Regions from separate parts of the Homo sapiens genome. Here region 2 is linked to region 1. The links are chromatin loops, found by intact Hi-C in ENCODE. Cell type or tissue: PC-9. All regions are shown on one strand. Each heading gives the region's core, and the rest is flanking DNA. Links, peaks and the distances in the headings are about the cores only.

What was found. Peaks named below come from ENCODE experiments on the same cell type or tissue, not always from the same donor. Only the 100,000 strongest peaks of a DNase experiment are listed, where the experiment ranks them.
Region 2: it touches region 1 in a loop (3-fold over the local background); 74 of 110 quality-filtered maps call a loop at or near these places.

The regions. Positions count from the first base shown.
Region 1 is chr1:115,605,681-115,610,075 of GRCh38, reverse strand. It overlaps the pseudogene RN7SL420P. Among named protein-coding and RNA genes, the nearest start is that of VANGL1, 34 kb to the left of the region's middle. In PC-9, for the core only: CTCF peaks have their summits at 1,523 and 1,729 (motif pointing left); DNase peaks (open chromatin) are centred at 855 and 1,675; H3K27ac peaks cover 270 bases.
Region 2 is chr1:115,713,400-115,717,794 of GRCh38, reverse strand. The region is part of intron 8 of CASQ2 (calsequestrin 2); the gene reads left to right. Among named protein-coding and RNA genes, the nearest start is that of CASQ2, 53 kb to the left of the region's middle. In PC-9, for the core only: CTCF peaks have their summits at 2,481 and 2,682; DNase peaks (open chromatin) are centred at 2,774, 3,154 and 3,684; H3K4me3 peaks cover 1,024 bases; H3K27ac peaks cover 2,525 bases.

The DNA.
Region 1 (4,395 bases), core at 75-4,074:
GAGATAGGGTTTCTGCTACACAATAGAAGTGCATCTGGAACCCAGGAATATCCTTTTTATGGCCCAGCAAGCACCCCTCAGAGATTAAGGTCTGAAGCACCACACCAGGCAGGCAAACTAGACCCATTGAGGTGCCAGCTGAGGAAAAGGGACATCTGGGGGTGGTGGGGGTGGGGGCAGGATGAATATAAGTTATAGCTTGGGCACCAGTTGCAGCAGTGCACATTCTAGTTTATTTGCTACATCTGTGTGTTAAGTCTGGCTGCTGAAGGCTCTGTAACAGCTTGGACATACTGTTAGGCAGGAATCTGAAACACAAAGGGTAGTTCGTTGGGCCAGGCATGGTGGCTCATGCCTGTATAATCCCAACACTTTGGAAGGCTGAGGCAGGAGGATCGCTTGAGGTCAAGAGTTCGAGACCAGCCTGGGCAACCCAGCCGAGACCCCATCTCTACCAATTTGTTTTTTAATTCACCAGGCATGGTGGTGGGCTCCTGTAGTCCTGGTTACTTGAGAGGCTGAGGCAGGAAGGAGGATGCCACAAGCCCAGGAGTTCGAGGTTACAATGAACCATGATCACGCCATTGTATTCCACCCTGGGTGACAAAATGAAACCCTGTCTCTCTCTCTCTCCTTTTTTTTTTTTTTTTTGGTTGTATTGGACACCTCTTGAGTCTGGCCTCACATCTTCTGAACTCACCCTTTTTATGCCAGTCATTGCTGAGGTGACCAGCCAGGCACAGGAATAAGCTGACCACATCTGGCTTCCACTGCATTGCATACGTCTAGTGTTGCATACCTAGCTTGCATACTCTTCCTGGAGTTTCTCTGGCACTGCCATGTGATATGCCTACAGCCTATGCAACCATTCTGAGGCATGTGTAAACCTGGAAGTATGAGGGAGTTAACCCCCATTAGGTAATCCTTGACTGTATCAATTGAGTCTTCCAGGAAGCAGATGCTGAGAGGGAGGTAGGAGTGCAAGTGGTTTATTTGGATATAACTCTCATGAAAGGTTAAAAGAAGGTGGGCTAGAGGGAGAGAAGCAGGACTGGGTAGGAAAATTCTTCAGACCACAATGCAGTTCAGACACCTGTGAAAGAAAACAGGCAAGGACACACACAGGGTTGGGCGGGGTGAGCCTCAAATGGTGAAGCAGATCTGTCACAGTCTTAACACGGAGCTTTGGAACAACGATTGCCCATGTTGAGCAGAAATGACAAAGCCCTGGGACCCCACCAAGCTCACCCATTAACTGGTGCTGCCGCAGAAGAGCATGGCTTTGGTTCAAAAGCTGCAGCATATCCTGAAGGCACTCAGCTGAAGGCTTTCAGATAAGCGCCCTTCTTGCAGTTAATTAAGTAGCAAGTTATTTCTTGAAAGGAGATGCAAGCAGTCCACCTCCATGGCTGCACATGAACCAATGGGGGAGGGAACCAGCGGATTAAATGCTCGTCTCTGTCCCTAGAGCAGACAATGCTGCATTCTCCATGGCTCTACAGAGGGTTCCCAGCAAGACTGAGCCCTAGTTGCCTACAACAATAATTAGCGCAATAATGCACACTTGGTTTGCTTTTTCCCTCCTTCTTTTCACCTTTCCTCTAGTCCTTCATGCCTATTCCTTGAGATCACTTCTCAAAATAAATTCTCTGCATGCAAGCCTTGTTCTCAAGCTGCTTTTGTGGGAACCCAGGCTGACAGCAGGCTTTACTGGATTTTCAAATTCAACAGTGCCCTCTTCTGATGATATAATGAAGTTCAGTTTCTTTAATGAATTGTGTGTGTGTGTGTGTGTGTGTGTGTGTGTGTGTGTGTGTGTGTGTGTGACACAGAGAGAGAAAGAGAAAGGGCATGCTAGTGATTCGTGATACTGTACCTGATGACACTTAATTCAGATATTTCTTCCTTCTTTTCTTTCACTACCAAGCCTTTAAGGGATGCCTCCTTCCAAGTTACCTCGCTCTCTCCCTGAAGTTTTTATGGCTCACACACTCTCTAAGGCTCTTTGTTTTGCTCAGATTTACTTAGTCTCAAATGTATTGTCAATATTTCTCTACTAGGATGGAAGGCTCTTCTTCTGATGCTGTACTCTGGGGACTGTTTTTATTTATTTATGTATGTATGTATGTATTTATTTATTTATTTTTATTTTTTGAGACGGAGTCTTGCTCTGTCACCCAGGCTGGAGTGCAATGGTACTATCTCAGCTCACTGCAACCTCCGCCTCCTGGGTTCAAGCAATTCTCTTGCCTCAGCCTCCTGAGTAGCTGGGATTACAGGAGCGCACCACCACACCCAGCTAATTTTTGTATTTTTAGTAGAGAGAGGGTTTCACCATGCTGGCCAGGCTGGTCTCGAACTCCTGACTTCGTGATCCGCCCACCTTGGCCTCCCAAAGTGCTGGGATTACAGGCATGAGCCACCGTGCCCAGCTTCTGGGGACAGTTATTTATTTTCTGCTACTGCTTGGATCTTGTTGCACTTTTCTTACACAAAATCCCTGCTTGATTCTCCACTCCAAAGGGGGCTCTAAAGCTGGGTCTGCTCCTTGCGGAGATTTATAGCCACATATATGTAAATTATCTTCCAATATAGATGTGGGTTAAGAGTAATCTTATTTGTTCTCCTCATTAATCTGCATAGTTTTTGGAGGATGTCTGTAGAGATCTTTCTTTAGGTGGCTGCAGTTCGCCAATGAGAATCAAAAGTCCCGATTTAACTTCTGTTCCAGTTTCCTATTTCTTTTTGAGTCAGTATTGAAGTTATAACCAGAAAATCATTATTTCCACATAGGTTTTCAAATGTATTGGCATAAGATTTACTTAAAATACTTGCTTACTATTTTTTAAATCTTTGCTACAGTTTTGTCCCTCTCTTCATTACTCATTTATTTGTTCCTTTTCTATTTTTCTTGATCATTCTATCACAGACTTTTCTAAAGTATTTATATTTATTATTAATTAATTAATTAATTGTTTTTTTTAACAGAGATGAAATCTTGCCATGCTGTGTGGCTGGAGTGCAGTGGCTATTCATAGGCACGATTTCTTTCTTTCTTTTTTTTTTTGAGATGGAGTCTCGCACTGTCGCCCAGGCTGGAGTGCAGTGGTGCGATCTTGGCTCACTGCAACCTCTGCCTTCTGGGTTCAAGGATTCTCCTGCCTCAGCCTCCAGAGTAGCTGGGATTACAGATGCCCACCACCACGCCTGGCCAGTTTTTTGTATTTTTAGTAGAGATGGGGTTTCACCATGTTTGTCAGGCTGGTCTTGAACTCCTGACCTCTTGATCCACCTGCCTTGGCCTCCCAAAGTGCTGGGATTACAGGTGTGAGCCATGGCGCCCAGCCTCTCACAGGCACAATTCCACTACTGATCAGCACGTGGGAGTTTGGATCTGCTCTATTTCCAACCTGGGCCAGTTCACACCTCTTTAGGCAACCAGGTGGTCCCCTGCTCCCTGGAGATCATCATACTGATGCTGAACTTAATGTGGACATCCTATCAGCCTGGCACACTACAACCCAGATCTCCTGGACTCAAGCGACCCTTCTGCCTCAGAGCCTCCTGAGTACCTGGGGCTATAGACGAGTACCAACGTGCCCGGCAGCATTTATAAATGAACAAACTTTTGGGCTTATTGACTTATGTCTTTGTTTTTCATTTCACTAACTCCTTTTAACTTTGTTATTTCTTTCCTTTTATTTTCTTTGGATTTATTTTATTATTCCTTCTCTAACTTCCTAATTGGATAGTTAACTCATCAATTTTTACCTTTTCTTCTTTTCTAATCTAGATATTTTAAGCATAAAGTTTCCTCTTAGATAGTTCTAGCTACATTTCAAATGTTTTTATATGTGGCATGTTCACCATCATTCACTTTTAAGTTGTCTTAGCCCAGGTCCTTTAGAAGGCAGAGCTTGACACAATAATTAAGATGTTCACATGTTTGGAAAGCATAAGCACAGGGCAGTGAAAGTGAGAGAAAAGAGATGAGGCAAGGTAGCATTTGATGCAATACGATGCAGTGCCCAATTGTGCCACATACTACTTCACCATGAGCCATGAACAGGCAATTGTTACCCAGCAGCTGTGTTCACTCAGTGGGTTAAATTTCCCTAGAAAGGTTGCAATGAGGGACCTCACCTCAGACGTAACTGTAGGAGAGTGAAAGAAGGAGAAATTTATTTTCCCAGCTGCCTTTTTCATCTCCCACTTCCCATTAGTCAACATTCATACCCAATTCATACTCAATACCCTACATTTCCAGGATATAGGGACTTCATTGGTTGCTCAGAAAGCCAGATCCCATACTCCACAATGAGGGGTTTCATTGAAGTCCAAAGTGTAGAGGCAACCTGGTGTGGTGGACCACTGACCAAGAGACAAAGGGGAGGT
Region 2 (4,395 bases), core at 250-4,249, 110 kb before region 1:
ATTTCTCACCTTTGCCAGCCCTCACCTTTCTCTTCTCTCACATCCCATCCACAATGCAACTGCAAGATATTGGGCACCCCCTGGTGGTCGCCCATTAAGTATGAGTTCGTTTTCAATTGTGCACACGGCTAAGAGAAGAAAAGGTGTGAACAAATCAGAATGTTATAGACTACCAGGTTCCTACAGCGCTGCACAGCAATGGACCAACACACTGAGTCAGTGGGATTTGCAGCAGAGAAAGAGTTTAATAATCGCAAGGCTGCCAAATGGGTAAGAGGAGGGATTCTCAGGCCACAAATCCAATTCTTCAAGGGGTTCTGGGCAAGGGTTTTTAAGAGGATCATGGAAGGTGAGGGCCTGGAAAATTGGGGTCATTGATTGATCTGGGTAAGGGGATGAAATCGTGAGGATGTGGAAACTGCATTCTTCCATAAGTCAGCTCCTTGCTCAGCCTTTTAGACCAGCTGATGTCAGTAGTTTTATTGGTATGCAGAACCTAAAAGAGAAACTCAAATGGAAATCTTATTGTATTAGTCCATTCTCACATTGCTATGAAGAAATACCAGAGACAGGGTAATTTATAAAGAAAAGAGCTTCTATTGGCTCAAAGTTCTTCAGGTTGTACAGGAAACAGGGCAGTATCTGCTTCTGGGGAGGCTTCAGGGAGCTTTTACTCATGGCAGAAGGCAAAGCGGGAGCAGACATCTCACATGGCAGGAGCAGGACCAAGGTGGTGGGGAGGTGCCACACACTTTTATATAACCAGATCTTGTGAGAACTCATACCAAGTGGGGAATGGTGTTAAATCATAAGAAACCACCCCCACGATCCAATCATCTCCCACCAGGCCCCACCTCCAGCATTGGGGATTACATTTCAACAGGAGATTTGGGTAGGGGACACAGATCCAAACCATATCACTTTTAATCTCACCATGTCTTAAATTTTGTCTATAGAACAGAGAAGGGACAACAAGTCTTGTGACAAGGGCTACATTATCCTGGGGTAGTACACAGTGAAGAGAAGTGGGCCAGAGGGCAAGCCAGCTTCACGATTGCTGCCGATGGTGTGGGAAGCCTAGCGGGATTTTATTTTTTTCTCCAGTTGATTTTATAAAGTGTTTTTGGAGATGCTTTCAAGAACCTCAAACATTCTGCTTTGCTGCCCAAACATAGAAAGGTACACTGGGCACTGGGGGAGATATTAAAACATACCAGCTTTACAGGGTGTGTGTGTGCTTGTGTGTGTGTGCACGTGTGAACTTCTGTTCACATTAAAAGTTTATTTACCTATTTTGCCATCTAGCCTATATCAACCACAATTCTACCTGAAAATAGGATAAATGTATACTTTAATCCATAAAATATTGTCTGTGCTTAGGAAATGAAGTAGGAAACATTCCCCTAAATAATGAGACCTGGGGAAAATGAGCAGCTTATTTTGAAAGTGCAAGATGACCCTGTAAATGGATGGGTAACTTTGTTTTTGGAACTTGGACAACTTTTCTCTGGTTTCACTCTTTTCAACACCAGTGGAGAGTGAAGTGCAGGAAAATTGATTTTGCAGGTAGCAATTCCCTATGGCAGTGCTCTGTGAGACAGAGAGTCCCCAAGAGAAAGTGGAAGCACAGATTCTGAAGTGCATTTTGGAAACCCTGGGACAACCCAGAATGTAACCAGAGAAGTCAAGGGAATGTAGACTTTCATGGTATTTGCTGGGGACCTCAGTCTCTTGTATACTCATAGGGAGAGATCTAGAGATGGTTCCACTAGACAGATCAGGAAACAGCGGTTTGGAGAAGTTAAACAAACTGCCCAAGAGAACACAGTTAGTGGCAGATCATGAAGGGTGAACAGATCGCCTTTTTCATCAATATATAGCTGATTCTTGCACAATGTCTTGACTCGTGGTAGGCGCCCAATAAATATTTGTCTGGCAGATGATTAGAGAGTTAGATGACCAACCAAGACAGAGCCCCAAAATCTTCACTGGCAGACCAGCTTTTCCTTCCCTTTTTTGGCAATACACTAATAGCCTCCATAGTTTCTTACAGAGTGAAACCCACATTTTTTATCATATAATTTATAAAATCAAGATATAATCCATATACCATAATAGTAACCCTTTTAAAGTGAAGATTCCAGTGGTTTTTAGGACATTCACAAAGTTGTGCAAACATAATCAGTATCTAATTCTAGAACATTTTGATAAATAGCCATTAGCAGTCACTCCCATTTCTCTCTCACCCACCTCTGCAAGCAGGAATTACCTACTATCTCTAAAATTTGCCTATTCTGGACATTTCATATAAATGGAATCATTTAATATGTAGCCTTTTGTGTGTGGCATCTTTCACTTAGCATGATGTTTTCAAGGTGTCCCAATGACATTGCACATATCATTCCTTTTAAGGGCCGAATAATATTCCATTGTATCAAAACCAAATTTATGTTCTGAATTATCTGAGCACTCTCTTGTCTTTTTCACTTTTCAACATGATCTAGCCCTTGTCTCCACCTCTCAAGAAAAAGCTAGTGTGGTTTCAGTGGGTTTTCCACAGGTTCCGGCCACCACTCTTCCCTGGAGGAGCAAATAGCAAAGGAAGCCAATTGCCTAAGGTTTACAAGCTATAATCAAACAGAATCGGATCCCTGGTGTTATGTGAACAGAGATGCAGTTGCCATAGGCAGCAGCCTGCTGGCCAGACTCCAGAGGGCTCCTTCCCCACCTCACCTGCCACCTTCCAGGATTGTGGGGAAGCCTGTCTGGCTCTTTGGAACAATAGAACAAAGAGGCCTCCCTGAAGTTGTAAGAACCTGTTTGACCGAGATTGCTGCTGTAATGAATCAAGCTCCAGAAACTACTTCCACCTCCTCCCTGCACAAATATCCCTGGGCCTGAAGCTGTGCCTTTCCCCAAAAGAGCCCAAGCTGGGGCTTGTACTGGGAAGCTGTAAGCATGCACTGAGGTGAGGGCAGGGGGATAGGGAGGAGCTCTAGAAGCATCTTCTGTGAGCAAGGGCCTTGCCACTCAGGGTTGGGAAAGGGAAAGACTTGTCTGTGAAAGTCCCTGACTCTGAATTTGTGGTTAATCAGTGATTTACCTGCAGAGCACTGATGTGTAACCTGGGGCAATGGGCCTGACTGCAGGACTAGGAATGTCATTCCTGCAAAACAGTCCCTCTGCATTCCTTTGCTCTTGCTAACAAGTTAGACATGGCCTTTCACCCCAACCAAACACCTAACCCCACCACCCCAAGGAAGAAGATCATACCTCCAGGAAAATAATACAGTTCTTCTTAAAGAACTAACAGTATTGAGGAACTGTGCTAGGAGCTTTATGTAGATGACCTTATTTAGCACCTAAAGCCACTCTGTAATACGTGCATGATGATTATTATTCTAGTGTCAGATGAGGAACGTGAGTTTTAGAGGTTAAATAAGTTGCCCAAATCACTCACTATACCTAAGCCAAGATTCAAATTCAAGCAGGCTATCTTGACCTCTAAATACATCATGACTATGAGGAAGATGATGATGATTGTCACTTACTGTGTACTTATATGTACACAAGAACCCCATGAGGAAGGCATTATTTTTATTACAACTGAGGAAGCTGAGGCTGAGAGAGCTTACCTCACTGGGAAGCATGAAGTTGGAATGACGCTGAGGATGTCTGGCTTCCCAGCCCACACCCTTAACCACAAGGCCCTGCCATAGAGTTATATGAAGTCGTCAGGTTAGCAACTCTGAGTGGCATATACGTCTGTAGCAGGGCCTTATGCTAAGTGATCATTCGATCCTCCTTCCTGCCTCTCTATTGCCCTTCACCATCTCCTCCACCTCCAACATTTGAAAGACAAGAAAGCGGAGACCCAGGGCAATGCAGTGGCATGTTCGGGATCACAGGGTTATAGGAATAGTGGGAAATCGAGCTTAGATTTCCCAAGGGCCCCTCCTGTGCACAGTCCACCCTATCACACCAACTCCAAACAATGCCCCAGCCAGTGCAGGCTCTGAGCATGTGCAGTGCTGCCGCATGTACTGGGGAAGGGGACACGAGCAGGCAGAGCAGGCGGAGGTGAGAAGAGCACAAAACCACCTGGAAGCTTGAGAGCCTAGTTAGGGAAGAAAAGTCAGGCTTCCTCCCACTGTCTGTCCAGGTTTGGGATCTAAGATTACACAGCAGCAACAACCACATGTCCCAGTGATCCAGCTGCCCCAACCACTTTCTTCCCCCAGCAGTTCTGACATGATCCTCATGGCCAAGAGCTTGAGTTCACCCAGGGTAGGAAGCTGAGGGAAGGCAGCAACCCTGTACTCCCACCTCCACCTGCCAGGAGGCAGAGTCTGCTCTCCTGGCCCTCGAGCCTAATCGCCAGATCTCTCCTGCTGT